Regions from separate parts of the Homo sapiens genome. Here region 2 is linked to region 1. Evidence: read pairs that join two places in POLR2A ChIA-PET (ENCODE). Cell type or tissue: GM12878. All regions are shown on one strand. Links, peaks and the distances in the headings refer to the core of each region. The heading gives the core; the rest is flanking DNA.

Region 1 (17,577 bases), core at 5,887-13,886:
TGTCAACAATCACAACCTCATTGTCAGTCCCTGACTATTCTCTGGTTCTTTCTGTTCTATGCCTTCCAGATCAACAGGTCTGTCTCCCCTGGTTTCTCCAGTTTCCAATTTCAGATGCACCTCTTGCCTCCTTTTAGAATGGTCCAGTTCATCTCCCCTGTTCCCCCAAACCAGTTATGATGGTGTTGACTGTATCTCCCTGAGAACTGTAAACTCCATTAGGGCCAGTCTTTTGTCAATCTTGTTTTCCTCCATTATCTTCAATGCCCAGCCCTATACTGGGACATAGCTGCCCCTAAAAAGGCCTTTGCTAAATTAATAAATGAGTGAGGAATGACTGAATGGGATTAAAATTAAAGACCTTGTCTCAGTTTCTCACAATTCAAAAGTTGTGCTTTAACTTTGTGCTGGCAAAATCCTAAGACACCCCAAAGTCCCCATGGGACTTTGCGAACTAAGATTTCAACAATGATTCTGCCTGGTCTTGCAGATAGGTCTTGTACATGAATGCAAAAATGGTGTGGGCAACCATGTGCAGTATATGGAAACAACCAAAAACTGCTGACCACAGATCTGAGGTCACAGCACAATTAATATGGTTAAGTATTTCCCACTCTCCTGTCTCCCTAGAGAAATTTATTCTGGTAAGCCCTTGACAACCAACACGTCTGCATTTCTGCACACCAGCCAGTGATCCACAGCAAGAGAATCCTTTCTTCCTCTCTGAGTCTTTATTGATTTTGTAGTTTGGGAGGAAGCTAAGTGCTATTCAAATACCAAATGTTCCATATGGTAGTGTTATTACCATTCCCACTACCGTTACTTGAGGCCTTCTACCTACACTCATGAGGTGCCTCATCAGAATCTGGCAGAACATTATGAACTCTTTTCCTGACCTATATTTGCTAACACATTTGTTGTCCTCTCTCCCTCTATGAACTTATTAATTTTGTTGAAATAATATACATGTGTGTATAAATCCAAGTTTTGTTTTCTTATTCATCCTCATAGTCACAGGGGAATGATTTATGACACATTAAGGAGGTATTCTTAAGCTAACATGTCTTAATTAGGAATTCAGATATTCCTCTTCTGCTGAGAAATACAGAGCTGTTCAAATTAGACCAGAAATTAGGGCCAAAACGAATGCAGCGTCTACATACACAAGCTCATAGCAGGGTAACCAGTGAAAGGCAGAGGCTGAAGCCGTACACGTCGTTCTGTGTTTGTCTCCTTCATGCCAAATGATTCTTTGACCACTTTTCCTTTCACTTTTCAACGTTACGATGGAGCCAAAGGGTCAAGAGATTCACAAACCTACAGCCTTCCCCTTCATGCATCTGTAGGATAAAGCATGCGTTTCCTAAGAGCTGGGTGTGGCGGGGGGGTCTCTTCATCTACCTTCTCTTTCATTTATTTAGTGAAATGAAGCTTATTTAGTAATGACGGGAAGAGATGAGCCAACTAGGGCAGCTCACATATGGTGCCAGACGGTGAGGGACTCTGTGCCCAAGGCACTTGCTGTACCACAGGAGCTAGGCAGCCCTGGCTGGGAAGGAAGCTCTGCTCTCACCCAACGGCTGCTCCAAGGGTGCCCCCAGCCAGGTGATCCAGACAGCCATGGTTTCAAAGCTCTGTGAAAAATGGGTCTCTGACTTGAAAACTTGAATCAGGAAGTCTCTCCAGGACTGGGATTACTCCACTAATACAAATTAAATCCATTCAGAAGTATGCTAAACCCTTTTTGTAGATACTAGAGGAGGATGAAAAGAGGGAGGAAAGAGAGGCAAAGTAATTTTGGAAGATTAGGATTATACTATGGTTCATGCCAATACCCTACATTTGTTTACTTCTATATTGATCATTTTCTCAAATGATTAAATACTCCTGAAATAGGAGTTTTAACGATTTTAAACATTTCATATATATTATTTGCAGCAACACCCAAGGGAGAAGGGTACTATTATTATCCGAATTTTACATGCAAAGTAACTTGCCCAATGTCACACTTCAAGAAAACAGCAGAGCTGGAATTTGAGCCCAGGCAGCCTGAAGCTTGCAATCTTATCTACAGCTTTTCCATCATATGGCACTAACATAGTTATATTTAATCATGTTCCCGATATTGGACATATATATATATATATATATACACACACACACACACACACACACACACATATACACATATATATATATACACACACACATACATATATAGGCACATACATATTTTTAAACTAATGAGCAGTATAACTTCAGATACATATCTAATAAAATTTTTTTATTAAATACCTTTTTGCTCTTTTTAAGAAATGAAAAATTATGCTTTCCACTGAAAAATGATTGTATCTAGTGATTTCATAGTTGTCTAAAAATACTTGGCCAGAAAGGAAGAACTTAAAATTCCCTAGGACCCTTCTACTCCTTCTGGATTTAATATTATTTCTGAAATGTCGAAATCTGGTAAGTTTCAAGGATGCTGCTGTCTAATGGAGGAAGGTTCTACAAAACAGTACAATTTACTTGACTTACAAATGACCCCCCCCACCCCCAAAACCCAAAATACATGGAAACACCATTTTGCATAATCAGTCAGCAAAAAACTCTTTTTGTTTTCAAAATTCTCAGCATTGGAAAACTGTATTAAGTAGACGCTCTCATAAACTGCCTCTGGAAATACAAACTGGTATGACTTTACTGAAAGTAATTTGGCAACAAGTTACCAAAAGCCGTAAAACTTGAAAACTCTTACATTTACCAGTATGCTGCTAAGAAATTAGCCTAAGGAAATAATTTGTAATGGGAACTAATACAGAGCTATAAGAATATTTTTGGCATCATGAAAGCAATAAAATGTCTGGGTGTGGTGGATCACGCCTGTAATCCCAACACTTTGGGAGGCTGAGGTGGGAAGACTGCTTGAGGTCACGAGTTTGAGACCAGCCTGGGCAACATGGCAAAACCTCATCACTATATAAAAAAAAAAAATACAAAAGTTAGCCAGGCATGGTGATGTGCACCTGTAGTCCCAGCTATTAATACTTGGGAGGCTGAGGTGGGAGGATCACTTGAGCCTTGGAGGTGGAAGCTGCAATGAGCCAAAATCATGCCACTGCACTCCAGCCTGGGTGACAGAGTGAGACCCTATCTCAAGAAAATAAAAAGGCAAAAAAATTAGAAACGGCTAACTGTCCAGTTAGAAGGGATATAAATTAAATAAATTTTAGAATGTTTACTCAATGGTATACTAATCATTAATAACTATACGGTAGAAAAATATCTGTTGCTATGAAAGATGTTCAGAATTATATTGTTAAGAGGAACAATACTCTTAATAATCTCTACTACTTCTACAATCTCTACTACCATTTGATGTTTGTCTCTCTAAGTGAATTTATAAATCTATAAATTTATAAATGCCTTCAGAATTATCAGCAATGCCTTGTCATCTATCCTAACTAGTGACCTCAAAATAAGTAGAAGTTATTTCCTTTCCCATAAAAAAGCAAGGGTTCCATTTTTATAAAAGAGACAGTAGGAAAAAATGGAGTCTACATGAATAGACATGTGTATGTTGTGTGTGTATGTTTGTGTGACCAGATATGTATACACCCCCACCACTATCTTGGGGACTTTACAACTCAATGATAATTATTTTCCTTTAAAGCTTTTGGAGATGTTTACCTGTACCATGTGCTTTCATCACAATGGAGAACCATAAGCTATCAGTTCCTTGCAGCAGATCTTTTCACGAAGATTTTGCTTGAGTAGAAAGGGTGGCAGTGGAGAATCTCAGTGTAAAACGCCTAGACCTGTAATTATAAAAACAATATTCTCACTGAGTTAGGCTGCTTCTGTGGTCTTCATTCACATTCGCTGAAGTCACAGAAACGGGAAACATCATATTGCATAATCTCTCACACACACATGCACACACGCAAGCATGCGCACACACACACACACACACACACAAGGTTTTTAAATCAGAATGTCAAAAACTCAGCAGGCAGAGACACAGCAGGTCCCTATCCCCAGGGATGAGTGGGTTCTGGCCAGGGGTTGCTTCCCACCCCATCTCCTCCCCTTGAGGACACCACTATCAAAATAATCCCGTTCCTGCCCCTCCTTCCCTGCTCAATGATTCTAAGATTTCTAAGAAATAACAAGCAGTCAGTTCTTCATAGAAAATGTCAGAAACATTGCTGAATTTGATGCTCTCTTTCTCTAAGACTCCTTCTAGCCACAAAATTATGCAAATTCAGTGCATGTATTTACCATTCCGGCCTCACTTTCACTTTTGAAACTACACATGCCTCTTTGTTAATAACTCAGTTAAGACATGATGTCAGTGATGGCCAAGGTCATCACGAACATTGATTAAACATTTACTATGTTCTGGGCCATGTGCTAAGGGCTTTACACACATTGCCCCACTCCACTGCAGTCTGTGAGGTGGCCAGGAATCATGTTTACCTCTGCATTATTGACAAGAAAACTGACAGTAAATACAGCCAACGGATGTTAAAGCCAGTACTTAAGCCAACAGTTCACAGAGGTCATGCTTAGGATTCTAGTACTATACCATCTCTTCAAGGCTGATCTTTCTACCAACACTTCTGTAGTTAGTATTAAAACATATCGGGGCTGGGGCATGGTGGCTCATGCCTGTAATCCCAGCACTTTGGGAGGCTGAGGTGGGCGGATCATGAGGTCAGGAGATCGAGACCATCCTGGCCAACATGGTGTAACCCCATCTCTACTAAAAATACAAAAATTAGCCACGCATGGTGGTGCGTGCCCGTAATCCCAGCTACTCAGGAAGCTGAGGCAGGAGAATCACTTGAACCGGAAGGCAGAGTTTGCAGTGAGCTGAGATCATGCCACTGCACTCCAGCCTGGTGACAAAGCAAGACTCTGTCTCAAAAAAAAAAAAAGTATCAAATCACTATCACCTCATTTTTCCCAGAGGGTTATGTCACCTAGTCTTAAAATTACTATTATTTGTTTTGGATTTGACTGTACTTTGATTTTAATTCCCAAGCTCAAGTGAAACCGACATGTTCATATTTCAACTGAGTGTAAGTTGGTGGTTATTTTAGTAAATTAAAAATGCTAAGTAATCCCAAATCCAGATGCCAAAACACTAAGCAGAAACCTAAAATCCACGTCCTGCCTAAGCGGCTAAATTTCATTAGAAACAAGTCAGATGATAACATCAAAAGGCATATATGAATTCCAAAGTAAAGATATGAAAATGAAGAGAGGAATTTCGATATCTAATACAGCCATGTCTTAAAAAATTCTTAAACATGTTTACCTGTTCACAAAGTCTACATACTAATACAGATCTTAGAATCACTGCAACACAAAATGGATATGAGCATATCAAGAAATCAACAAAATTATGTATGGGTCCCACAATAACTCTCCTTTTGTATATGTGTAGGCATTTATTTGCACTATTTTTGTTATGCCTCTGCCTTTGCATATGACACTCCCTTTGATTAACATGCTTTGCCTCTCCTTGCCATTTAGAAAATTCCTACTCATTTTTCAGCTGGACACAGTGGCTCATGCCTGTAAATCCAGCACTTTGGGGGGCCAAGGCGGGAGGATCACCTGAGGTCAGGAGTTCGAGACCAGCCTGGCCAACATGGTGAAACCCCATCTATACTAAAAAAAAAAACTAGCCAGGCATGGTGGTGGGCGCCTGTAATCCCAGTGACCCGGGAGGCTGAGGCAGGAGAATCGCTTGAACCTGGGAGGCAGAGGTTGCAGTAAGCTGAGATCGTGCCATTGCACTACAGCCTGGGCATCAACAGCGGAACTCTGTCTAAAAAAAAAAAAAAAGAAAATTCCTACTCATTTTTCAAGGCCAACCTTGAGCTTAAATAGCTTAAATTCCATTGTGATGTCATCCTCATCTATCCCCTAATGTTTTCTGGAAATCTAAGCAGAATAGATTCTGCCTCACCTACGTTTCCTAGCTCAGTGATGGCATCAACATCACTCTGACGTCTTCCTCTCCCAAATTATGCCCCATATTCAACCATGCAGCCATACTCCTCAACTCCCTCCGCTCCTCTCCGGCACCACCCTGGCTCATCTGGACTCTTTCCCTGGCCCCCTAACACGTCTCCCCGCGTCCACCCTGCCACCCTACTACCTTCCTTGGCTCCTGCCTAAGGCATTGCAGTGGCTTTCCATTTCTAAACATGGCCCCCAAAACCTGCATTCTCTTCCAACTTGCACTACAGCATGGCTGGCTTACTTTCAATTCCTTAAAAGGACCTTGCTTTCCCAGGCCTTAAAGCCTTTGCACATGACTTCCTCCTTGCTAAGACTTCTCCTCAAATCACCCACCCCTTCTATCAAATGACCTTGTATTCTTTTCTCCTTCAGCTCTCAGCTCAGTCCTCTTCTCAAGGGAGACTTCCTCAGCCAGGTCACCACCTCCTAGGACACACTTGTATAGAATGACCCTCCCTGGTTATAGTAGTCATTTTGTAACTTTTACATTTTTTGGTTGATTCATTGATTAATGCTTGTTTTCCCCCACGAATCAATAAACTCCAGAAAGGGAGAACTGTGTCCACTCTCACCCCTCCTTTCATCTTTGGGATTCAATGGAAAGCTTTGCACATTATGGGCACTCAATAAAATCTTCTGAGTGAATAAATGAGCCAAAGAAGGAGGGAAGGAGGAAGGGAGGGAGGAAGGTAGGAAGAAAGGAAGGTCATCCCTTAATCATACTGATTTAATTAGTGTTGATTGGATTCATCTGTAAATCGTTTTCCAGCACACAGAGTATGACATCTACATTCCTTTGGGTAACATGCAAGGCTCCTTGAGCTCTGACCCCAGCCAGCCGGGTCTCTCCTCCTGCTGCACTTGACCCTCAGCACCTCCAAGTCCCTCCCTGTAGCTCCCTGACCCCATCTTGTTTCCCTCATCTCCACACCCTTCTCTCTTCTGTTCCCCCCACACATCATCTTTTCAAACTCACTCAGTCTTCAAGTCTCAGGGCTGGGGACGCTTCTCTGTGAAAAACTCCCTGACACCTTCTGGGAAGTGGGGGCCCTTTTCTCTCATTTTTCTACAACCCCTGTACCTATCCCTATTAAAGCAATTATCATATTTTCCTGTACTTGTTCCTTAACCAAGTCCATCTCTCCCACCACAACCTAAGTCCCTTAAAGGCAAGAAAGAGGTATCCCCTCATCATAGTACCCCAGAGTTTCGTACAGCAGCGTGGCACATAAATTAACAACAACAAAAAAAAGAAATGTGTGTATATACACGCACACATATATATTATATAATCTACATTTATATATTATATATACATACTTATATATTATATATACATCACACACATACACACACGTTTCATACTGCAAAGTTCCAGAGCTGGGCATCTGAAATATACGATTAATAGAGAATGTTATTATTAAATGTGGTAAGGCATAATGATTACAAATTCATCTGTGAAACGGGCTAATAACACCTACCTCACAGGGTTGTTACGAGAGTTAACTAAGCTACATAAGTAAAATGTTTAGCACAGAGCTCAGTATACTGGAAGCACTCCATAAATATTAATTGTACAGCCATTATCACTATCAGTATTGTTAGGGCAACTAAGCTGAATTTACAACTTATGGGTAAAATGTAACAGTTTTATTTGCCAGTATCTTTCATATTAAAGCATTAATTAGCATTAGCATCTGTGTAAGAACATAAAATGCCTAGAAAGGAGCTCAGAAAATTAAGGATAAAGAAGAGTCTTATCCGTTGCAACTGAAGGACTAATGATTGTTTCGGTAATCTGTGATATATGTGTGAAGGAAGCAAAGCATCAACAACAAAGCATTTCTGTACAAAAATTATCTATGAAGTCTAAATGACAGAAACTACACATATCGCCATTCAAGTGCTGTAAACATTGAGCTGACGTAATTATAAATACTTACTGTAAGCTATTTCTTTTGCTAAAAAAAAAATTAGAGATGCATATTCATCCACTTCTGTTAATTACTGGACAGAGTAATGTGACTTCATAAATAAATACTAAGGATTTGACTAATGAATATGCCATAAAATGTCTGAATTAATAGCAAGCACATTTCATATGTGGTCTATTAGATGCTATTCTAATTTAGAATTGCAGAAATTTAATGAAATAGACTGCAAACAGGAAAATACAGGCAAGACTATTTTGCAATGCACTTTGGAAAAAAAATAAGAATGAATTGTTTACAAATGCTACCAGTACATAGTTGAACAGAATGAACTGGTAATAGTTATTTTACGAAGCAAACTCATAATTCTGCCCTATGTTGCTTTTCTCTTGCATATTGGCCAAATTTAAATAATGCATATTAGAGTTTTATATATTAAGTCCTACTGAAATATAAAGTACTATCATTATTGCATTTTGAGATTTCTATTCTCAATTCACATTTATCACTGATAAAAGATAAAACCCCAAAGCAAATCATTTTTCTGATTGAGGCTTTTCCTCAGAGATACTAGAGTTGTAGGGGAAGTATAAAAATACTAAATTCATAACATTCTTTTTTTTTTTTCTTTGAGACAAGTTCTCACTCTGTTTCCCAGGTTGGAGTGCAGTGGTGTGATGACAGCTCACTTCAGCCTCAACCTCTCGGGCTCAGGTGGTCCTCTCACCTCAGCCTCCTGGGTAGCTGGGACTACAGGCACACGCCACCATGCCTGGCTAATTTTTTAATTTTTTTTTTTTTTTGAAACATAGTTTCACTCCTGTTGCCCAGGCTGGAGTGCAATGGCGCAATCTCCACTCACCATAACCTCCGCCTTCCAGGTTCAAGCAATTATCCTGCCTCAGCCTCCTGAGTAGCTGGGATTACAGGCATGCACCACCACGTCCAGCTAATTTTGTATTTTTAGTAGAGATGGGGTTTCTCCATGTTGGCCAGGATGGTCTCGACCAGCATGTGGTCTCCCAAAGTGCTGTGATTACAGGCGTGAGCCACTGCGCCCAACTATTTTTTTAATTTTTTAGTAGAGACAGGGTCTTGCTATGTCGCCCAGGCTGGACTCAAACTACTGGTCTCCAGCAATCTTCCCACCTAGGCCTCCCAAAGAACTGGGACTACAGGTGTGAGCCACAGTGCCCAGCTGTAACCTATTCATTTACCATGAGACTATTAAACTCCTTTTAAATTGAATTATAATTCTATTCCATGGCCACAGCTATTGACCAGTTTACCCTAAGTATATGGTTCTTTGCAACATAATTAAAATGAGAAGGTAGAATAGACAAAACCAAAAAAGTCTTAATTTGATCATTTTTATTTAAATTTACTATTAATTTCATTACCATGATGCTTATGTTTGCGTCATAACATCTGATGGAATCTTAGTAATATAAGGCAAAATTCTTTGTTCATTATGCTGGTCCTTCAATCAGGGATGTCCTCATTCATTCAAGCATTGCTCTTCCTTTAAGATTCAGCTCGATGTCACTTCCTTTGTGACATGCTCCCATACATATTGTATTTTCCCTGCCGTGTAATGATCTGTCTCCCTTTCTAGACTATGAGCTCCTTAGGGGCCCCAGCGAGGTCTCTGTATTTTTCATAACAAACTGCACAATTCTTTGCACAGAATATACTCTCAGTAAACACTGGTTTGATGTGTGGGTGAATACACACACTTTGATACTCTTATGACTATGGTGAAAAGGCCACTAATTGTGATTTCAACTTAAAGGTTAAAGCCAAAAAAAATCCATTTTTTAGTGAAATGAAACTCTTAGCGTTTTCACTTCCAGATGCATCAGCATTACATAAAAGATGTTGAAACTATTTTAAAAAATAGTCATGCTGCGCATTTTCCTGTCTGAGAATTAGACTGAAAATACCAAATTCCCCAGGGGCCCCTGGGTGTTCTAAAGACAAATGTTCAGTTAGCTATTGATTCCATGCACTCATTTAATGGAAATCCGGAGTAAGACTCAACCTCCCCACCACCAGCCTGTCACTCATTATTCTGCTCAGCTGTTTCAGAATAAGCGACGACTCCCGGGAGAGCTCTGCCCCCCTCCCAGTACTGGCCAGCACTTCAGTGATGATGAATCCGAGCAGCAGAGAATTTCAGTACTCAAAGCAGCAGAACATCAGTCCCAACTTACATTTTCCACTTCCATTGTCATTCTTATTCCTATATGGGCTTATTTCTCACATATCCACCTTTGATTTTTCAAGATCGAACCTTTGAAAAGGTGAGGGCCTGGCTGCCTAACATATTACATCATCACGCATATGCCGGACTCCTGCCTCACTCAGAAGACCACGTGTTGCTCAGAAAAGAAAGGTGGGCACCAAAAGAACAGGTTTCTCATAATATCCTACCCAGGCCCACAGTTAGACGTATTAGTCACTGTTGGGACAATGAATATGGGTTTTCCAAGAGGTGATCAAGCCTTTACTTGATGGATTTTCTTTTCTCCACGCCCCAAGATTTTCTAGGCTTTTGGTAGGAAGCACTATACAGAAAGCACCCACGTCTCCTAGCTGATTCTGTGTCTGGAGTTGGTTCCTTCTGGTGGGTTCGTGGTCTCGCTGACTTCAAGAATGGAGCCGCTAACCTTTGCGGTGACTGTTACAGCTCTTAAAGATGGCACAGACCCAAAAGACTGAACAGCAGCAAGATTTATCATAAAGAGTGAAAGAACAAAGCTTCCACAGCTGGAAAAGAATCTGAGCAGGTTGCACTGGTGGCTGGTGCGGGTGGGGGTGGGGGGTTGGGGGGGGCAGCTTTTATTCCATTATTTTTCCCGTCCATGTCCTGTTTCTGTCCTATCAGAACGCCCTTTTCTCAATCCTCCCCATGATTGGTTACTTTTAGAACCCTGCTGATTGGTCCATTTTACAAAGTACTGATTGGTGCATTTTACAAATCTCTTGCTAGCTACAGAGCACTGACTGGTGCATTTTTACAGAGCACTGATTGGTGCATTTTACAAACCTCTTGCTAGCTACAGAGCACTGACTGCTGCATTTTATAATACCCTTGGAAGACAGAAAAGTTCTCCAAGTCCCCACTCGACCCAGGAAGTCCAGCTGGCTTCACCTCTCAATTCCACTCAGTAGTTACTGTCAGCCTCCCCCTAAAACCTCCACCACTCAAGGAGCGACACTGTCAGAAGCAGACCTTCTAATTACTCCTGTGTGATCTCAAGCCCCCTCCCTGGGGACTATGGAAAGAGAATGTTAGGAAATAGAGATGGAAAAAACAAGCCATAATTCTGACATGCTATCACTTTAAAAATATTTCTATCATGCAATGTTTGTAACCCACAAAAGAATGCACTAACATGTACGTAACCTGTGAAGCATAAGAATAAAATGAACAGGCATACACCGACCACCCTATTTGAGAACTAGACATTTAGGGGTATTTTGATCCATCTACCTATTTGCTATTTCCCTAAGCCATCCTCCTGCCTTCTCTCCAGGGGTAACCACTATCTTAAATTTTCTATCTATCACTCTCTAAAATACATAGTTTAATTGTGCTTGATTTTAAACTTTATAATACTATCATACTGTATATAGTCTTTTGTGACTAGTTTTTTTCACACAATATTGTTTCTAAGATTTAGCCATGTTGTTACAGGTAGCTACTATAGTTCCTTCATATTCACTGCTGTATAATATTCCATTCTGTGAAGCAAAAAATTATATATATGTATGTATGTACGTGTATATGTGTGTGTGCATATATATATATATATATATATAAAGGTTCTCAATAGACTAATATATATATATATTAGTCTGGAGAGATAGAAGCTAATACATATATTAGTCCAATTATTATACATATTAGTCTAATTATTATATATTAGACTAATATATGTCTATAGAGATAGAAGCTAATATACATATTAGTCAAATTATACATATTAGTTCAATTATTATATATTAGACTAATATATATTAGTCTACAGGGATAGAAGCTAATATATATTAGTCTAATTAATATATATATTAGTCTAATTGTCATATATTAGACTAATATATATATATATGTCTGTTGACGACCTTTAAAATTTTTTCAGCTTCGTTTTTTTTTCTATTAGAAACAATGCTGTGTCCATTAGGAACAATACCCATCAGCATAAGTTTCCCTGGGTTATTGCCTAGGAATGGGTCTATGAATATTCACTGTTAAACAATAGTGCCAAATTGCTTTCCCAAATGACTATATCAACCTACACTCCCACCAGCAGTGCACCCCACCATTTTTTAAAACTGATAAATCATTTCAGAATCAAGAAAGAGATCTATTTGTGCTGAAGTTGGTGTTACAGGCTCAAATTCCTTTTTTTCCTTTTTTTTTTTTTATTTATTTATTTTTTGAGACGGAGTCTCATTCTGTCGCCAGGCTGGAGTGCAGTGGCACGATCTCGGCTCACTACAGCCTCCACCTCCTGGGTTCAAGTGATTCTCCTGCCTCAGCCTCCCGAGTATCTGGGACTACAGGTGCGCACCACCACCCCCACCTAATTTTTGTATTTTTAGAAGAGACGAGGTTTCACTATGTTGGCCAGGACGGTCTGGATCTCTTGACCTCGTGATCCGCCTGCCTCGGCCTCCCAAAGTGCTGGGATTACAGGCGTGAGCCACCGTGCCCAGCCTACAGGCTCAAATTCTAAATATCCATAAAGAAATAAGCATCCTGTCCCTGTCTCTCACATTGGTGAGTTTATACTTTGTTCAGCACTAAGCATAACAAACGAGAGTTACTTCGTAAGATGACGGTTACTTTACCACCTTCAAACATGGCATTAACTAATGACTTAGATTGGACTGAGGGTTAATAATTTGAAGACTCCCCATGACCTTCTTTCCTAGTCATTCAATTCTTAAGCAAGGTGGATACCAAAAGTGTCCAAAAATGCCCTAGCGTACATGAAGTGCCAGGGGCCAAAACCACCCACTTAGAACAGGAAATCATGTACAAATATAAGTACCTCAAGCTTGTGAAATTGAGAGACTTCTTTATTTCCTTCACTATTAGAAGCAGAGGAAGAGAGGGCTGATTAGATGGGGGGAAGGCTTAGCTTTTATTTTAAAATAGCAAAATCGAAAAACTTTGTAATTAGATTTTGCCAGACTTAGGCTTAAAGGAAAATGATTCTTTCCTCTCCAAAAGAATAAGGTCAGAGCCTAAGACTCCCAAACCTTTGGTCCTGGCTCAAAGGGTGAGCTACGAATCGGCCCGTTCTTCATCATCCTCCTACATATACCTATAGATCTGTCTGGGCATGAGTACAGAATTGGCAAATACAGGGTATGAGAAGAGACAACGATAAAACGGACAGAATGTGGTACTGTTCAAATGTTAAGAAGTGTCAGGAAAGCACCACAGCTGACGCTGAAGTTAATCTGGAGGGGAACTAATTTACCTTCTTTAACACAAGTGGAGATGAGGGCAACAGTCTGTGAAACACAGTCAGTGTGTTCTTTCTCCATTATGGTCTCTTTCTTACTGGTTAACTACAAAAAGCAAGGAAATGGCTGAAAGGCAGGCAGTGAGGGGAGAGGGAGGAATGAGAGACTTTCACCTGTACGAAGGATGTCTCTGGAAAACGGAATGTTGACAGAGAGTAAACAAGCAACATATGCTATTAATGCCTGTTAAGTCACCTTTTTGAGATTTTTTGGTGACTATCAGTGAAGTCTTATGCCTCTTATTAAATTCTCACACTGTTTTAATTAAGTAGGGCCTTATTTTAATCACAGTGGTGGTGCCTTCTCGTTTTAAGCTAGTGAGCTGGAACCCAGCCAGGCAGTGTTAAACAGGAGCGAGAGACTTTCCTTCTTCGTCAAGGAAGCTTTTGCAGCCCCGTTATTTTGTTTTTTTATTTTTCAGAGACTGAATCTAGCTCTGTCACCCAGGCTGTGCAATGGCACGATCATAGCTCACTGCAGCCTCTAACTCCTGGGCTCAAGCAATCCTCCTGCCTCAGCCTCCAGAGGAGCTGGGACTACAGATGCACGCCTCCATGCTTGGCTAATTTTTACTTATTTTTTGTAAAGACGAGGTCTCTATCTTGCCAAAGCTGATCTTGAACTCCTGGCCTCAAGCAATCCTCTCATCTTGGCCTCCCAAAGTGCTGGATAACAGGTGTGGCCACCGTGCCCAGCCTCAGACCTCCTTTTCTCCCCTATCCAAAGCCTGGTAAACAAAGTGAGCTGATTTGCATATCTAAAATCGGGTGCTGGATGCCTGCAAATATGATAGGGAAATATGTATTTGGAACCTCAGGTGAAACCCCAGCAAAAACATTAAAATCATCACATTTGAAGGAGCCCTTTGTAATGCTGATATGTAAAGATCCCATTAAAACACAGCCATTCTCCACAACTACAAAAATCTTTGATTTAAAAATGACTTTGGATTCCTATGTCACGTTAAAAGTGTGTTGGGCATTTTATCCAGTGACTTAGATTATCCTTTCAGGAGAAATACTGTACTTCATTGTAAGTCCTTAATGAGGGACCAATTAGTCCTTCCCCTCCACTTCAAATTCCTCTGGGAAATGAGGTCAGAATCCACTTCCCACCCAAAGCACCTCATGGAGGCTGCATCAAATACTACAGCAGCATTTGTCAAAGGGGAGCCCTTTCCAAAGGCAAGATGGGTAGAAGGAGAAATCTTCATCAAGGGCTATGCCTTCCACCGACAGGCACAGAGCACAAAGAAGCTCAGCATTTACTATAAGATCTTGCACAGGAGCTGTTCAAACAAGCTGAAGCACACACCCACGAATTTCATCTCAGCGACTCTCTCTTTTACCTGCTGCCACAGGGACAGCCTTCCTGCTCCCTGATTGGGTGTCTCGCTGGCTGTGCACTCACCTGCAGGGCGCAGGGTGTCCCACCTGCATCCCCCTCCTGCTCCATCTGCATCATGCACTCAGAGGGGAGTGCCACTGCTCTGGGTCACCAGCCTGCTCTGGCTCTGCCGCAGCCTCCCAGGGGATTGAGCTCCTACTCCTTCCACTAGAAGCATGGTGAGCAAATTAGAGGTTATAAACACCTCCGGTGGAAGGAGGAGAATTCCTTTGGGCTTTGTAAGGGAACCTCGTCAGCCGCAAGAATCTCCGGGGTATAAGACATAGGTACATGCTCACCCTTGCCCCTTGGCCCTGTTGGGCATATGTGGACCACACCTTTTTCTGCCCACAATTATGGCAGAAATGCCCATCCAGGAAAATGCTGCTTCACATGTTCGAAGAATGCCTCACATGGTTGAGAATACTGCTGGTCCTCAACAAGCAGCATAAATCTATTTTTTTTTTTTTTTTGAGACAGAGTCTTGCTCTGTCACCCAGGCTGGAGTGCAGTGGCGCAATCTTGGCTCACTGCAGCCTCTACCTCTCAGATTCTAGCGATTCTCCTGCCTCTGCCTCCCCAGTAGCTGGGCTTCCAGGCACATGCCACCACACTTGGCTATTTTTTTGTATTTTCAGTCGAGACGGGGTTTCACCATGTTGGTTAGGCTGATCTCAAACTCCCGACCTCAGGTGATCCACCCGCCTCGGCCTCCCAAGGTGCTGGGATTTGCAGGCGTGAGCCACCATGCCTGGCCTAAAACTATTCTTGATGTAAGGAGAAACATATTCCTAAATGCTAAAGGCAGTGCTGCCAAATCCATGGCTCCCAGCATAGGCTAAAGTTTTATTAGGAGACCAGGAGTGCACACATCTCTGGCCAGGGACAGCAAAGAAAGGCAGCTGAGTCCTACAACACTGCTGGAAGGAGAAGCCAACAGTCTAGGATTTAAAAAAAAAAAGAAGCTGAGTCTGCCATTAAGAATGAAGTAAATTGCTAACACAGATTTTTAATGTTCTTACACACACACAAAATGATAAACTGGTGAGGTGATGAATATATTAACTAGCTTGATTGAATCTTGTTATAATGTATGCATTATAAAAACATCACACTGTACCCCATAAATATACATAATTATTGCCTATAAATATAAAAAGTTAAAACAAAAAATTAAAGAAATAAATGGTGAAGACATTTTTTAAAAAATGAATGATGCTTTCATGCATGCTACATAGCTTGTCACAACCTGCCGGAACGGGTTGCCAATGTGACATGCTTTTAAGATCACAGCCCTCCAGCAACACATTGATACCTGAAACTCCATAATTAAGAGTTATTTCCTTTTGTTTAAAGATGTTTTCTCTTTTGAAATTTCAGTATAATATGCTACTTTGGAAGTGGTATATCCAGATCTCCAAAATATATGCATATGCATATTTTAAAATCAAAGCCGAGTATTGATCCTAACTTTACCACTTTCCAGCTCTGTCACTTTGAGGAAATTATTTACTGGCTTGACCCTCAAGTTCATCCGCTGTAAAAGGAGTCACTAACGCTTGTCTCAGAAGGTTGTTACGTATATAAAACTACGCGGCCCAGACCACACCCACAGCAGCCACTCGGACACTGGTTTTCCCCTCTCTTTCTACACAGCAGGTCATAAGAAGTAAGGACAACTCAAGGATGCTGGCTTCCTGGTGTGGAATGATAAGGCGGCCAGCAAGCTGGAGTGGGGGTGGCAGGAGAAAAGGACACCTGGGCCCCATGACAGAACCTGTTTCACAAATGTGGTGAGGGGAGCTCTGCTCCAGTGCACAAAAAGGCTGCAGGCTGACACCATTTTGCAGTGTTCACTGGCAAGGCTGCTGACATAGAAACTGGCCTCCGTCAAAAAGTCACACCTCTCCTTTTCCTGGCTTGGTGTCCAGCTGAAAAGAGGAGGGGTTCATGTGCATCTGGACAGCTTTACCCCAAGGGCACCTGCAAGGTAGTAGGAGCAGATGAGGCTATGGCCAGATGACAGGGGGACATGCCAGCAGAAGGAACTAATGCAGCTTCCAACTTGCTGGTGCCCAGCCAGACCCCACTGATTTGGAGACTTTCCTGCCAACTTGCCAAAAACTGATCTGACACCCAATGGTGTCACCAAAGATGTTTTCTTTTCCTATGCATCAGTACCTCCACACCCAGGGATCAGTCTTCCTTCACCTCACTCTAAAGGGCCAGCCATCATTGCCTTCCAAGGTATGAACCAAGAAATGTCACCACTCACTCAGGTGAACAGGCCACAGAGGACTAAAAGTGCTGGCCCTATAGCAGCCTCATGCAAAAACAGATTTGTGCACTGAGAAGACTTTTGAAATTTGAAAGGCCGCTACTAAGAAGATAAACCCTCCAAAGATTTCCTTCTATCATTGTTATTCATTAAAAAAAAAACAAGCTTAGGCCGGGCATGGTGGCTCACACCTGTAATCCCAGCATTTTGGGAGGCTGAGGCGAGCGGATCATGAGGTCAGAAGATCGAAACCATCCTGGCCAACATGCTGAAACCTTGTCTCTACTAAAAATACAAAAATTAGCTGGGTATGGTGGCACGTGCCTGTAATCCCAGCTACTCAGGAGGGTGAGACAGGAGAACAGCTTGAACCAGGGAGTCAGAGGTTGCAGTGAGCAGAGATCGCGC
Region 2 (13,599 bases), core at 418-8,417, 450 kb before region 1:
AATAGGTCTGTTTATGTAGTGAGTAAATTTAGCTTTGACAATCCAGTTATGAAAGGTGATTTTTTTATTCTTTTCTAAATCATGAGGGTGCATGTAGTGTAGTATACTGAAAGTATCTAGACAGTTTATTAAATGATGCTGAAATATCCTGGCAGAGTTGTCCTCTGGGGACAATTAAGGTAGCCAAGTTGGGAAGGGCAGTTAACTTATTAGTTCATATCAGATTAGGGAGGCCCTTGTGAGAATGATGGGCAGGAAGGCCTGTTTGTCATAGGACAGCACCAGGGAACCAGGCAGAAGCCCTGTATTGTAGTTTCAGCTCTGCCACCAACTACCAGCCATCCAGACTGCTATGGGCCCAGCTCTACATCCTACTTGAAGGCCTCTGAAGAGATGGTTTCTAAATTTCTCTTAGCAATAACTTTTTTCATTGCTTTTGTGTCCTCTTTATATTATTTTCCTTAATGTTTTCCTAAATATGTGTCTCTGAAAACAGAAAAAGCACATCAAGTGTTTGCTTAGATTGGTAGGTAGAGTTCTGATTTGGCCTAATTTTAGATTTGATTCTTCTATCTAGATTATGCTTTGCTCTTGAATATGAGCCTCAAATGTAAAAGGAGAGTCTTTTACTTTTCAGCTGGCATATTTCAGAGATGGAGACAGCAGGTTATTTTCAGCAGATGTTTGTGATGCCATGGAATAAAATGAATAGTGAAACAAATTAATGTATTCTGGAAGTAGATCTGAAATAATAATCATCTTGGAAATTCTTGCCTTTCAAAGGCTTTGAGTTTACTGCAATTCTGACTGGATTTTGTCAACATTTCCAAAACCAGAGATTAGAGAAGTATATGCTTCATCTTCACAATGGTAATTATACCATCCACTGCCAATAAAATCTATATTTTGCTCCCGACTTAGCCACGTTTTAGCAGAGCTCTGAAGTCTTTGCTAGGAGACGTTTTGCTTAGGTAAGGCTCACCAACACATGGATTCTCTTTTCCAGAAAACAACCCCATTCCAAGAGCTCCGTGAGTCCCAGACTAAATGTTCACAGAAATGCTCTAATCCTGGATGTTAAATTTCATCCAGATTTCAGTGATGCTGGCAGTGATGAGTTTGACTCTGACTCGTCCCTTGTTAAATCTGTCCTACCTTTCTGACCTCAGCCCCATCCTCAGCCCTCAGAAAAGTTTCCCTAGCCTTGCTTGGGAGACTAAACTCCCCCAAGACATCATGTATCTTTCCTTTATAGCATTTAATGAGCTTATAATACTACATATACTTACGTGGTAATTTGTTTATTATCAGTCACTCTAATAACCTAAACTCCATTAAACAGGGAGCTTATCAACATTGTATCCCCAGAGTCTAATAAGTGTCTGTTGCATATTTGTTGAATCATAGAATTAAGAACTTGGAAGTAAACAAAAATGGGGTTAACTGATAACTACTAATATAAGCTTTCCTAATAGATTTTGAGATGTTTTTCACTTTGCTTTTATAAACTGAAAAGTTGAGAGTATCTAAAAGAAATCTCACCATTTCAAAAATGTTTTGTAGTGATTATTTTCTGTTTGAACTTAACTTAGAGCTTCCTCACATTCTTTTGCTTCCTTTCTTTCACCCCCTCTACACCATCCTAGACCATGTGTTTATTGTGGCTATTAGTTCTTTCCTAAAAGAAACTACCACTTATCTGGGCCGTCTATGAAAGTCAGATAGTTTTCAAGTTATAGCATCACTTTAACTGCAACCCATTTATAGTCCTAAGTACATATTAACTAAGTATTTCCCTGTCTTCCAACAAAAATCACTTTTAGACATGTGGAAATCTGGGAAAGATTGCATGCCCAAACACAAAATAGGCCCTGGAAAGTAAAAACAGTAAAAGCAGGCATGTGGTTATTTCCAAAGAAAGTATTTAATCAAATTTTAAATTTCTGATATAATTTTTTCTTTTGTTAAGGCTATAGGATGTTTGTGTTATTATATGTGTTTATTTCAGCCAAGGAACGCCTGTCTGGGTATCTTTAGGCCCTTTTTGAATTTCTGGTACTTATATATTTGTATGAAATATTCAAGGAAGGTTTTTAAAACGACATGTAAAATTAAATCTGAGCATTTAGAAGGCACCTAGGGTCAGACTCAAGGTGACCAGTGTTGAGCAGCTGTAGGGACACTAGGTGTGTTTCCTCTGAATGGTGTCCCACTGTGGCCTGTTCCCAGCCCTCTTCTGTACCAGCAGCAGGACCTAGCAAGTAACTCAGAATGTGAAGGCAGTTAAAAAGATGATGAGGTCTGAAAATTCCTGAACCTTCCTGGCCTCATGGAATGAATGTACCAAAAAGCACTCCTTGGCTGATCTATATTGTTGGGAAAGAGATTGTAGTTAACATTTTCAGATTTCAGGGCTGCCTAGATTGGTGTTTGCCTAGGATGGGGATCTACTGTGAGTGAATAAGCACATTTTTTTAGAAGTGCAGATTTTCTGCTTTCAATTAGAAGTGTTCTTCTGGTGTGGGTTGTGATCACTTTTGAAGTTGGAAATTTTCCCAGCTGCTGCCCTCCACATCTTTTAACTGCTTTAGAGCAGGAACACTTTCATCAGTGATTCTCATTTTGTACTTTGGGCTTTGAAAAGGATCTCCTTAAGCCTACATAGAGACCTAACTTGGTAATTATTTGGCTGTGACAAGTTTCTCAGTGGCAAGCCCTCCATGAAGTAGATAGATGTGGTGGTTCACGTTAGATATGGCTAGTTACTTGAATCCTTGACCCTAAGGGATTTTTACTAGTATTACTTCCTTAACTTATGAAAATTTTCAAACAGACAGGAAAATTGGAGATTTTTTACAGGGAACACCTATGTATATATACACACATTATATGTGTGTGTATACATATATCTATATATATATATATATATATATGTATGCTATATATTCTATATAGTGTATATATACAGTATATATTCTATATAGTGTACATGTACACTATATATTCTACTCTATAGTATGTATACTAAGTATATACTATATATACTAAATTCTAATATTAATAGTTTACTCTACATGCTTTATTACATATTCATCCATTTATCAGTCCTCTATCCACCCATCAATCTGTCTTATTTTTAGATGCATTTCAAAATAAGTTGTATATAAGTATGTTTCCCCGTAAATACTTCAGCATGCATAACATTAACTAGAACTCAATGTTTGCAGTTTTTTCTTTTGATGTAAAATTTACATAAATCCTAATTATACCATTTAATGATTTTTGACAAACAGCTGTGCTTGTTTAAATAAAACTGCTATCAAAATTTAGAACATTATCATCACTCCAGAAAGTTCCCTGAAGCCCTTCTGCAGTCAACCCCTCCCCTTCTTTCCCACCCCCACCCACCGCACACCACACCTCTGTCATGTGTTCTTCTACCAGAGATGAGCTATGCCTGTGCGGCCTTATCTATATGGAATCTTGTGGTATGCACTCTTTGATATCTGGCTTCTTTTGTTCATCACAGATTTTTTGAGATCCATCCATATTGTCCTATATATCAGTGGTTGGTTCTTTTATATTGCTGGATAGTATTCCATTGAATGAATCTAGTGTTTGTTTATCCGTACTCCTAATAATGAACACCTGTTTTCCAGCTATTATGAATAAAGCTGCCATAAACATTCTAGTATGTACCTTTTTTTTGTAGACACATATTTTCATTTCTCTTGAATAAATAAATACCTAAGAGTGGAATAGCTGGGTCATGGAGTAAGTAATCATTTCATTTTATAACTAACTGCCGGACCTTTTCCCAAAGCTATTTGGCAACTGTGCTATTCTGTACTCCCAGCAAGAATGTAAGAGTCTAGTTCCTCCACATCCCTGCCAGCTTTCTGGTGGGTGTGTAGTGGTAGAGTGTTGTGGTTTTAATTTGCATTTCTCTGACAATTCATATTAAACACTTGTTCATGTGTTTATTGGCCTTTCATGTATCTTTTTCAAAGTGTCCAAGTCATTTACTCATTTTTGTTGTTTGCTTTTATTTTTGAGTTGTACAAATTCTTCATGTACCCTAGATACCAGTCCTTTGTCAGATACATGTTTTGTAAATGTATTTCCTCCTGTGGCTTACCTGTTTTTCTGATGCCTTTTATGAGTAGAAGTTTTTAATTTTGGTGAAGCCTAATTTATCCACTTTCTTCTTTTGTGGTTTTTGCTATGTCCTGAGAAACCTTTGCTACCTGGAAGTCATGAAGATACTCTTAAGTTTTGTTTCTAAAGCGTTACGGTTTTAGCTTTTACATTTAGACCCGTGATCCATCTTGAACTGATTTGTGTTTTACTGAAATTAAAGATACAAAACAGAAAACTCTCATAGCAATTCTGTTGTGATTTGATAGCTTTTAAATATAACTTGGCAGTCAAAGTTTGTTTTAAAATAAACTGTGGTTAAGTGACTCATTGGACTGAGGCAGGCTGGCTGATGATCACCGTGGGTTCTGACAAGGTGAGAGCAGAACCAGCCATTACTCACTATGGCTAGAGTCAGTCATGGCTCTCCAGGAGAAATACAATTCAATTATTGGTAATTGAGAATTTGAAAAAAATAGCTGCTTAGCTGTTTTAAAGATGTAGGTTAGTTCTTAAATTTTGAGTTCAATAATGAATCTGGATATAGTTATTTTACATTTGTCATTAAAAGCTCTTAAAAATGGTGTAACTGGTGAGGTAACTGGAGGGCAGTAACTGAGAGGAACCCTCTATGATGAGCAGATGAACAACTTCCAATTGGTTTGCAGGAAGTTCTGCTTTGATTCCTAGATAATTGCTTTATGAGACAAGCCTGTGTTTAGAGGAAAGTTCTCTGATTACAACTCTTAAAAGATAAATGATCTAACTTCATTCCTTAACATTGTAAGAAGGAATTAATTTTTAAAAGAGAGAAAATTTGAAGTACTTTGAAAGAAAAATATAGTAAGAATATGTGATTCATTTTTAAAATTAAAATTTGGCATATCCTTATATTCACTCCATTAAAAAAAAAATCTATAATGCTCAGTAAATGTTAATTCATCTGTGCCCACGATGCCAGGACATGAGTTTAGCCAGAATGTTACGCCTTGGGCCCCAAAATGTGATCCATATATTGAAAATATCAGTTTTCTTAGTAACTGGGTAAAACTTAAAGAAGAGTCATGAATTAGAAGGTATAACCCGAAGAATGTTTAAAAGGTGCAGTTTGAGCTTATTTATGCTCATAGGATGTATTCATGGACATTTCCTTAAGACAGAGAAAACAGTTTTTTTCCAAAGGCTTTCTTTCTGTTTGTGATTCTAGGATGTAGCCTCTATTGAATTGAATATGTCATCTACTTTTGATCTTTAGTGCAAAAGCATTCACTGCAGGCATAACTTATTTGACCACATCTGCTTGTTTTGATATTATTGGTAACATTTTGCCTACTTTACAAAAAAAAAAAGGAGGGGGCAAAACCCAGGAGCCAGATAGTTACAATCCAGATGGTTTGAGGGGAAAATACTAAGAGAAAATACTTGATTCAAAACCACCCATAAATATTGAGCCATCACTGAAGTTCTTGTTGGAAACATGTCTCTGAGCTCTGCTATCCTCTGTCTTGGAAAGAGCCTATTAGAGTGCTGATCTTTGCTACTAGTACTCTGTTGTACTGTTCTCCTGGAGAGCATAAACTTGTCACCCAAAAGCTAGATTGTGGCTGGAGTTATTTTGATGGGATATGTCCCTTTATTGTAAAAGGCTGTAAGTCCATCTAAAAAGGAACTCTCAGACATGTTTACCCTAAAACCCCAGCTTAGGGCTGGGCACAGAGGCGGTGCAAGACAAATATTTATTGGCTTGAAATGAAAAGGTTGCTTTATAGCCATGAAACTGCAAAATGCAGGAAGGGACTATCAGAAAGCTGATGTTGACAGTAAGGAGAAGGATTTTTCATGCTTACCAGGCATCCTCTGCACTCCAGGCTAGAATGTGGAGTATGTCGAAAAGGTCAATCATCGCCCTTGCTAGATCTTTTCTTAAATTCTGGCCCATATGCTGAGAAGGATCAGTGGTGCTCTCAGGCTGCCTGCCACCTGTTTACATTCTGTTACTGCTTCTTTGCCTTTGATTTTGGCCACTGTCTCTCCGGAAGTGTAGGCATGGATAGGTTGCAAAAAGACACGGAATTGATTCAAAACTCTTCTTACTATCTAATAAAGCAGGAACTAGTCTCTAACTTTACACCTGAAAAATAAGTTAAAAGCCACTTTTGCCTGTAATCCCAGCACTTTGGGAGGCCGAGGCAGGCAGATCATGAGGTCAGGAGATTGAGACCATCCTGGCTAACACGGTGAAACCCCGTCTCTAATAAAAATACAAAAATTAGACAGGCATGGTCTAATGTAGCTATCGGGAGGCCGAGGCAGGAGAATCGCTTGAACCCAGGAGGCGGAGCTTGCAGTGAGCCCAGATCGTGCCATAGCACTCCAGCCTGGGCGACAGAGCAAGACTCCATCTCAAAAAAAAAAAAAAAGGCCACTTTTACATAAGCAGTAATTAAACTAAGAAGACTTCGTTTGTGGCAATATTCTTCAAGTCTTTCAGAGCGTAATTTCTTCTTTAACGAAAGCATAGATGCAGATTTTAGTTTCCTAACAGCACACCTCCACCCCAGTCGAATACAGAGATGGGTACATTCACCAAGATGAAGTTTATCAAATGGTCATCTAAGAAGCCTTTTGAGGCCTGCAACAGTGTAGTAAACCACGGCTTGCTGAGAATGCTGGATCTCAGTCCTCAGATAGCTATTTTACAGCAAATTATTTTCATGGTGATTCCTTTGCCCCAGTGGGGGCTCCTTTCTCAGTTTAGCAGTATGTCAGAAATACTTTAAAGATTAGCAGATGTTTGGGTTAATAAAAACCATCTTTATCTTCTTTGAGGCTATTACACATTCTTACTATGATTTCTTTACACGGGCTTTGAAAAAAAGAAAAAACTGCAGTATTTGGCAGAGTTTCATCATTTTAAATATTTCTTTATCATTATAGAATGCACAAAACATTGAATTTAAATACTTCTTAGTGAAAATAAGATTAATGGCTCTTGTCAGCCAGACATTGTAGACTCTCAGTATAGCACCTCCTTAGATTTGTAGCCTCACTGCCTCCTCCTTAGTCGATTCTTACCTTGCTCATGTTCCTCTACCTGGAATGTCAGACACAGATATATTATTAAACAGAAACAGTGCTGAGGACATCGCACCTGGCCAAAGTTACAATTCATTTGTTAATGGGACGAATAATGTGGCAATTAGCCTTGTTTGAGAGGTTATGACAAGTCATCGAAGGAAGGTTAAAACTTCACATTTGCCAGGGACACTTGTTATAACTGAGGCCAATCTGTCTACAGCAGTTTAGGTGCTCTTCAGAGTTTTGGGCAGTGTGACCAGTATCTGAATTTTACAGGAGTTTTTAAGTGTGACATAACCTTTTAGTAAATGTAGAATATAGTATTGTATACAACTAGGATGGGCTTAAACAGGATGAAACTAAGGTTGGAAGGTAAACTAATCACACATAATATGCAGTTTTATGTACATTTTTGGAGCTCTCTGATGTTCGAGGCACTTAAGAAGTCATACATAATATACATGTTATGTCAAATACTGTACCAGAGGAATAGAGGATTTGCATGTGATACAGACCAAAGGGTATCCAAGCAAGGCGACAGAAAGAATGGCCCTCAGGACAGAGGGAGCAGCAAGACCAGAGACACCAGAGCATGAACATGCTTCCTAGATTTCCCAGGGAGAGGAATCGTTCCCTATCCTGGGGCATAGCAGCTGCAGGGAATGACAGGAGACGTGGCTGGAAAGCTGGGGCCAGATGGCGGAGACTCCTCAGCTCCACGTTAACAACGTGCTCCCTTGGCAAGCCGTACAGATCCTTTGAAGGATTTTGAGCAGAGAAATGACAAGTTTATACTAGAAACAAGCAGCATGGAAGGTAGGCTGCCTGCATGGAGTCTGGAGGAGGAGAGCAGCGCAGAGAATAGTGTAAATTCTTCCTGCAAGTAGTATTGAGGAGGTACAAATGGGAGGATAGAACTGGATTTAAATAGTTTTCAGAGAGAAGAAAGTCAAGTGAAATAGGACAAAGAGTCCAAAGTCAGTCCGTGGTCTCCATTCGGAGAAAAAGGGCTTGGGAAAGAATATATGGAGTTTGGTTTTGAATGAGCCAAAATTGAGGTACCGAAGAACATCCAGGTGGTGAAGCCTATAGGAGATTGGACATTTTTCATGTGATTCTTAGGACAGAAGCTGGCACTGAGACTAGAGATTGGGGTATCATTTGAATAAAGGTGAGAATTTTGTCTTTATGTATAGAGTTCCTTAAGATTCTATCAGAATCCATGTCAAGATACAATTTTTCTGATTAAAATAATTTCTTTTAAAACACTATAATGCAGAAACTTATGTGTAATTATTTTATGTTTTGTAACCTTAATGTTACCGAACTTGTGTTAAATAAGTTTATCTTGTTTGGGTCACAACTTTTATTCCAGAGAAACGCAGTTCTTATTTTGATTTTGCCTTAATACTGATGATTTTTTTTTGAAGTTCTTTAATGTTAAGCATTTTCAGTGTGACTTTTAAAATTGCTTTCCTTAAAAGTGACTGTGAAATTGCTAAGTAGGCTGAGATTGATGTCAGGTTATCCCCAAGCATAACCTCACTCTCACCTTGCTTTGCAGGCATATCTTTTTCTTGCACATCAAGGAGGCCCTCTTGGCAGGCCACCTCTTGTGTTCCCCAGAGCAGGCAGTGGAACTCAGTGCCCTCCTGGCCCAGACCAAGTTTGGAGACTACAACCAGAACACTGCCAAGTATAACTATGAGGAGCTCTGTGCCAAGGAGCTCTCCTCTGCCACCTTGAACAGGTGAGGCTGTTGAATATAGTATTGTTTACAACTAGAATAGGCTTAAACAGGATGAAACTAAGGTTGGAAGGTAAACTAATCACACATAATATGCAGTTTTATGTACATTTTTGAGCTCTCTGATGTTCGAGGCACTTAAGAAGTCATACATAATATACATGTTATGTCAAATACTGTACCAGAGGAATAGAGGATTTGCATGTGATACAGACCAAAGGGTATCCAAGCAAGGGGACAGAAAGAATGGCCATCAGGACAGAGGGAGCAGCAAGACCAGAGACACCAGAGCATGAACATGGCAGCATCAGGGCTACTGCATATATTCATAGAGCTATCAAATGTATAAGCATTTCCAAAAGAAGATGAATCTGTGGTACATACACATAATTTGTGAAGTTAAGACTGGGCCATTGCCCAATTTAACCAAATATTTTCAAAAAATTTGTTAGCCTTTTATTTGAAAAATATGTAAACACAATATGAAATGCTATATAAAATGGGAATTTTTTAAATCTGTGCCTTTAAGTACAAATCTCCTAAAATAAAAAATCTATTATGTATATTGGTGTTTTCTTCATCCCAGCAAGAATTAAACCAGGAGATCTAACATAGGCATTTTAGTTATCTATTCCTGCATAACAAGTTACCCCAAAACTTAGTGACATAAAACAACAAAAATTGTCTCACAGTTCTGTAGGTCAGGAATCTGGCCATGTCTTGGCTGGGTCCTCTGGCTCATGAGACTGTAGTCAAGCTGCAGGTAGAACTCTGTCTCATCTGAAGGCTCGACTGAGGGTGGCCTCCATGCCAGGTTGACTCCTGTGGTTTGTTGGCCTACCTCCTTCCCTGGCCACAGGGGCCTCAGGGGTCAACTTTATACTTATAAACTATATGTGGACAAATGCATGAGACTTTCCAATATGTAAATTTGACTTATGTATATTTTTAGAGACTTTCCATAATTCTTCCAATTCATCACCCATCCAGCATCCCCAAAGTGTTTTTACCAAGTATTTAATAGTTGAGATCCCAGTGTCTTAGACGTTTTTTATAGTAAGTTCGCTAAATACATGAAACATCAGTAATACATAAGTTTTAAGTTGTTGTGATTCATCAGTGTTAGTATATTTCACTCGTGAAGACTACATAGGTTTATCTCTAAAGCTAATATCTGTATACTTAATTCTCTGTCCTCTTGGTGTCCTCCAGCATTGTTGCAAAACATAAGGAGTTGGAGGGGACCAGCCAGGCTTCAGCTGAATACCAAGTTTTGCAGATTGTGTCGGCAATGGAAAACTATGGCATAGAATGGCATTCTGTGCGGGATAGCGAAGGGCAGAAACTGCTCATTGGGGTTGGACCTGAAGGAATCTCAATTTGTAAAGATGACTTTAGCCCAATTAATAGGTAAGCCAAGACTTAACTTTTTTTGACCTAAGCATGTGTATACATCTGTAGCTGTCAATGTAATAGAAAATAGGAAGGGATTTACTCGACAGTCAGCTCTTAGGAATGAAAGATTTCATTTTGGTATGTACATTAATTTTATTCAGGCCTAAATAACCATTTTAAATGTTATTCAAGGTATACAATGTGGCAGAGTTAACGTTTTCCAAATAACCCATTCACTGCCATAAAAAACTTGTTTTCAGCTCTAGACATGCATGTGCGCACACCCAGCACTTGCTCCCATACTTCCCTCCACATATGCCCAACTGCTTTTCACTGTATCTTTACAATAAGGCAGCATTATGGTGATGTGATAACCCCAGAGGAAGCGTCTGATTTTTCTGCTAGGTCATGAGCAAATGGGGATCCCACAAAGGCACACACATGGTGAAGAATCACTCCTTCTAGATCTGCTTTCTTTTCTCTTCCTGTCTCTTAGGATAGCTTATCCTGTGGTGCAGATGGCCACCCAGTCAGGAAAGAATGTATATTTGACGGTCACCAAGGAATCTGGGAACAGCATCGTGCTCTTGTTTAAAATGATCAGCACCAGGGCGGCCAGCGGGCTCTACCGAGCGATAACAGAGACGCACGCATTCTACAGGCACGTATCTCGTGTGCTTGGTCACCTCAGCACCACAGCTCTCAGGTTTTTAGGTGACAACCAGGTTTCTACGGTTCCTTGGATTGTTGTGTCAATGAGTCTAGTACAGAATTTAAGAAATTCTGAACATTTTGTTTCCGTAGTAGCAGTGGAGTCCTTATTAATGTAGTCTTGTTTTACCCACAGAAGGTGCATGTGTGTGAGCTGCACAAACACATTCTCTGCTTACCTCCTACCGTATTCTCTTATGCCATTAATCTAGACACAAAGTGTGTTAGGAGATTTCTATGCCTATTTAATCAATACAACAACCCTAAGGGGTTATTATTACCCTAATGTTAAAGATGAGGGAACTGGGAGGATAATTATTTACTTAGTCTAGGACTCAGCTTCAAAGCCAAGTTTGATTACCCTAAAGGTAACCCTGAGGGACTGGGCCTGCTCCACTGCTCAGGAGAAGGATAGCACAGATCATCTTTTCTTTCTGGCAGAGCTGCTATCCTGAGTCGTCACTGTGTATGGAAGGATTTTTTAATAGCAATATTGATTCCCTCATTTCAGAGGGTACTTTAAAGCCAAGTTGTGATTGGACTCACGTATTTGGACAATTAAAGCTAAGAAATTTAAGTCGTAGACAACTTTAAACTTTTTTATTTTAAAATAGATACACAAATTGTGAAACAGGATGGGAAATTTTTAGACATTTCTAACCTAAAAGCCAAGACTTCAGGCAGATGCCCTTTTTCTTCCATAAGCAACTTCACTCAGTAGCGTCTGTCCTGGGGAGGAGGTACGTGCTCACTGCCCTCTGTATTTACTGCTTTACGGAAGCCATAATGTCAGGAGATGTTAGAGAAACAGAGGTGTAATCACTGAGAATATTTACCAGACGTAAAACTGGAAGGACTTACTTTCATACATGCAGACGAGACTATGAAACATCTGCTGACATTTCTGTTCTTATTGACAACAGCGAATAAGGGTGCTGCCAGGCTCTTTGGTGTTAAAGTAGATGTTCAATCTTGCCTTGCAGGTGTGACACAGTGACCAGCGCCGTGATGATGCAGTATAGCCGTGACTTGAAGGGCCACTTGGCATCTCTGTTTCTGAATGAAAACATTAACCTTGGCAAGAAATATGTCTTTGATATTAAAAGAACATCAAAGGAGGTGTATGACCATGCCAGGAGGGCTCTGTACAATGCTGGCGTTGTGGACCTCGTTTCAAGAAACAACCAGAGCCCTTCACACTCGCCTCTGAAGTCCTCAGAAAGCAGCATGAACTGCAGCAGCTGCGAGGGCCTCAGCTGCCAGCAGACCCGGGTGCTGCAGGAGAAGCTACGCAAGCTGAAGGAAGCCATGCTGTGCATGGTGTGCTGCGAGGAGGAGATCAACTCCACCTTCTGTCCCTGTGGCCACACTGTGTGCTGTGAGAGCTGCGCCGCCCAGCTACAGGTAGGGGAGTCAGCTGCCCACTTTTGCCTGCAGCCTCACCTATCCCTCCTCTTAACGGGGAGTAGGAGCCAGGTACTGGCTCGCTAATGCACAGACGGGGAATGCCCATCTTCACCCGGAAAGGGTCTTTGTATTTGGTGACCTAAAAGGCATTGCCCTTTAGAAACATTTTAGATTAGCATACTATTTTCAACAACATAATTACTCCAAATTATGCAGTGTTTTCAAGTTCTGAAAATGAGGCTGAGATTCCTGGGTAACATATCTAGTTAGCGGCTTACCTGAGGACAAGAATCCAGGCCTCCTGAGGCCTGGCCCAGGGCTGCTTCCTCTATTTCAAGTTGCCTCCCTTTTTCTGACACTTAGGAGGATGGTCTTTATTACTTAAGATATTTGGGAAAGAATACTTCTCAATTATCCATGGATGGGTTGTTGACTCTGTGATATTGGTGATTAATTTCCTTTTATGATTGCAAATGCCTCAAGGGCATATGGGTTGGCTGTTATTTATTAGCAAGTCAAACTAATTTTAATATTAACACGAAAAAGAGAACTCACATATAGTTTTCTTCCTTTCTTGCATGAAGAAGAATTTTAAATTTCCTCTTACAAGTTTTTTCAATTTGTTTTTATTTCTCAGATGTGTTTGCCAAATGTCACTGTGGTTTTATGTAAAACTGGTTCTAGATAATACTTAGTCCTTCAGAAGCTGCTAATTTCAGAGCTAATAAGACCAAATGACCCCTGTGTCCTTTCCCCAGAAGCAGTCATAGGCTTGTCTTTTTCTGCCCACCTATTCTGACTCTCATCCCTAAGTCTCTCCTGAGGGCTGATGATGGGCACGGGCTTTCTGAGAAGTCAGCCAGGAATGTGGAGCTGCCACCTACGGCTAGAAGCAGAGCCACCCTCCCTGGCCATGTGGGCATCAGCCCAGAAATGTTGGCCTGAGTCAGTCAGCTGAGCTAAGGACACACAATTTCAAGAAGGGTCTCCTGCATTGCTGCCTGAAGTGTTATAGTCTACTCATGTAGAGACCACATTCTGCACAGAAAGACGTCTTCAGTAATTGCTTTATTCAATGTACCTTCTTTAGCGTTTCACTAAAAATGTAATTAATTTCCTTCAGT

The links. ChIA-PET counts read pairs that join two places held together with the same protein. Peaks named below come from ENCODE experiments on the same cell type or tissue, not always from the same donor. Only the 100,000 strongest peaks of a DNase experiment are listed, where the experiment ranks them.
Region 2: POLR2A ChIA-PET joins it to region 1 with 8 read pairs; 1 of 35 experiments calls an interaction of 5 or more read pairs at or near these places.

The regions. Positions count from the first base shown.
Region 1 is chr6:16,582,093-16,599,669 of GRCh38, forward strand. ATXN1 (ataxin 1) reads right to left here. Exons shown (of 8, transcript NM_001128164.2): 4 at 3,688-3,815. Among named protein-coding and RNA genes, the nearest start is that of ATXN1-AS1, 170 kb to the right of the region's middle. In GM12878, for the core only: no CTCF peak of the experiment used is centred there; a DNase peak (open chromatin) is centred at 9,889; H3K4me3 peaks cover 657 bases; H3K27ac peaks cover 1,819 bases.
Region 2 is chr6:16,132,846-16,146,444 of GRCh38, forward strand. MYLIP (myosin regulatory light chain interacting protein) reads left to right here. Exons shown (of 7, transcript NM_013262.4): 3 at 8,780-8,965; 4 at 10,175-10,372; 5 at 10,854-11,018; 6 at 12,052-12,472. MIR4639 (microRNA 4639) reads left to right here and starts at 8,711; the gene lies at 8,711-8,779. RefSeq lists an enhancer at 198-357. In GM12878, for the core only: no CTCF peak of the experiment used is centred there; no DNase peak of the experiment used is centred there; H3K4me3 peaks cover 3,110 bases.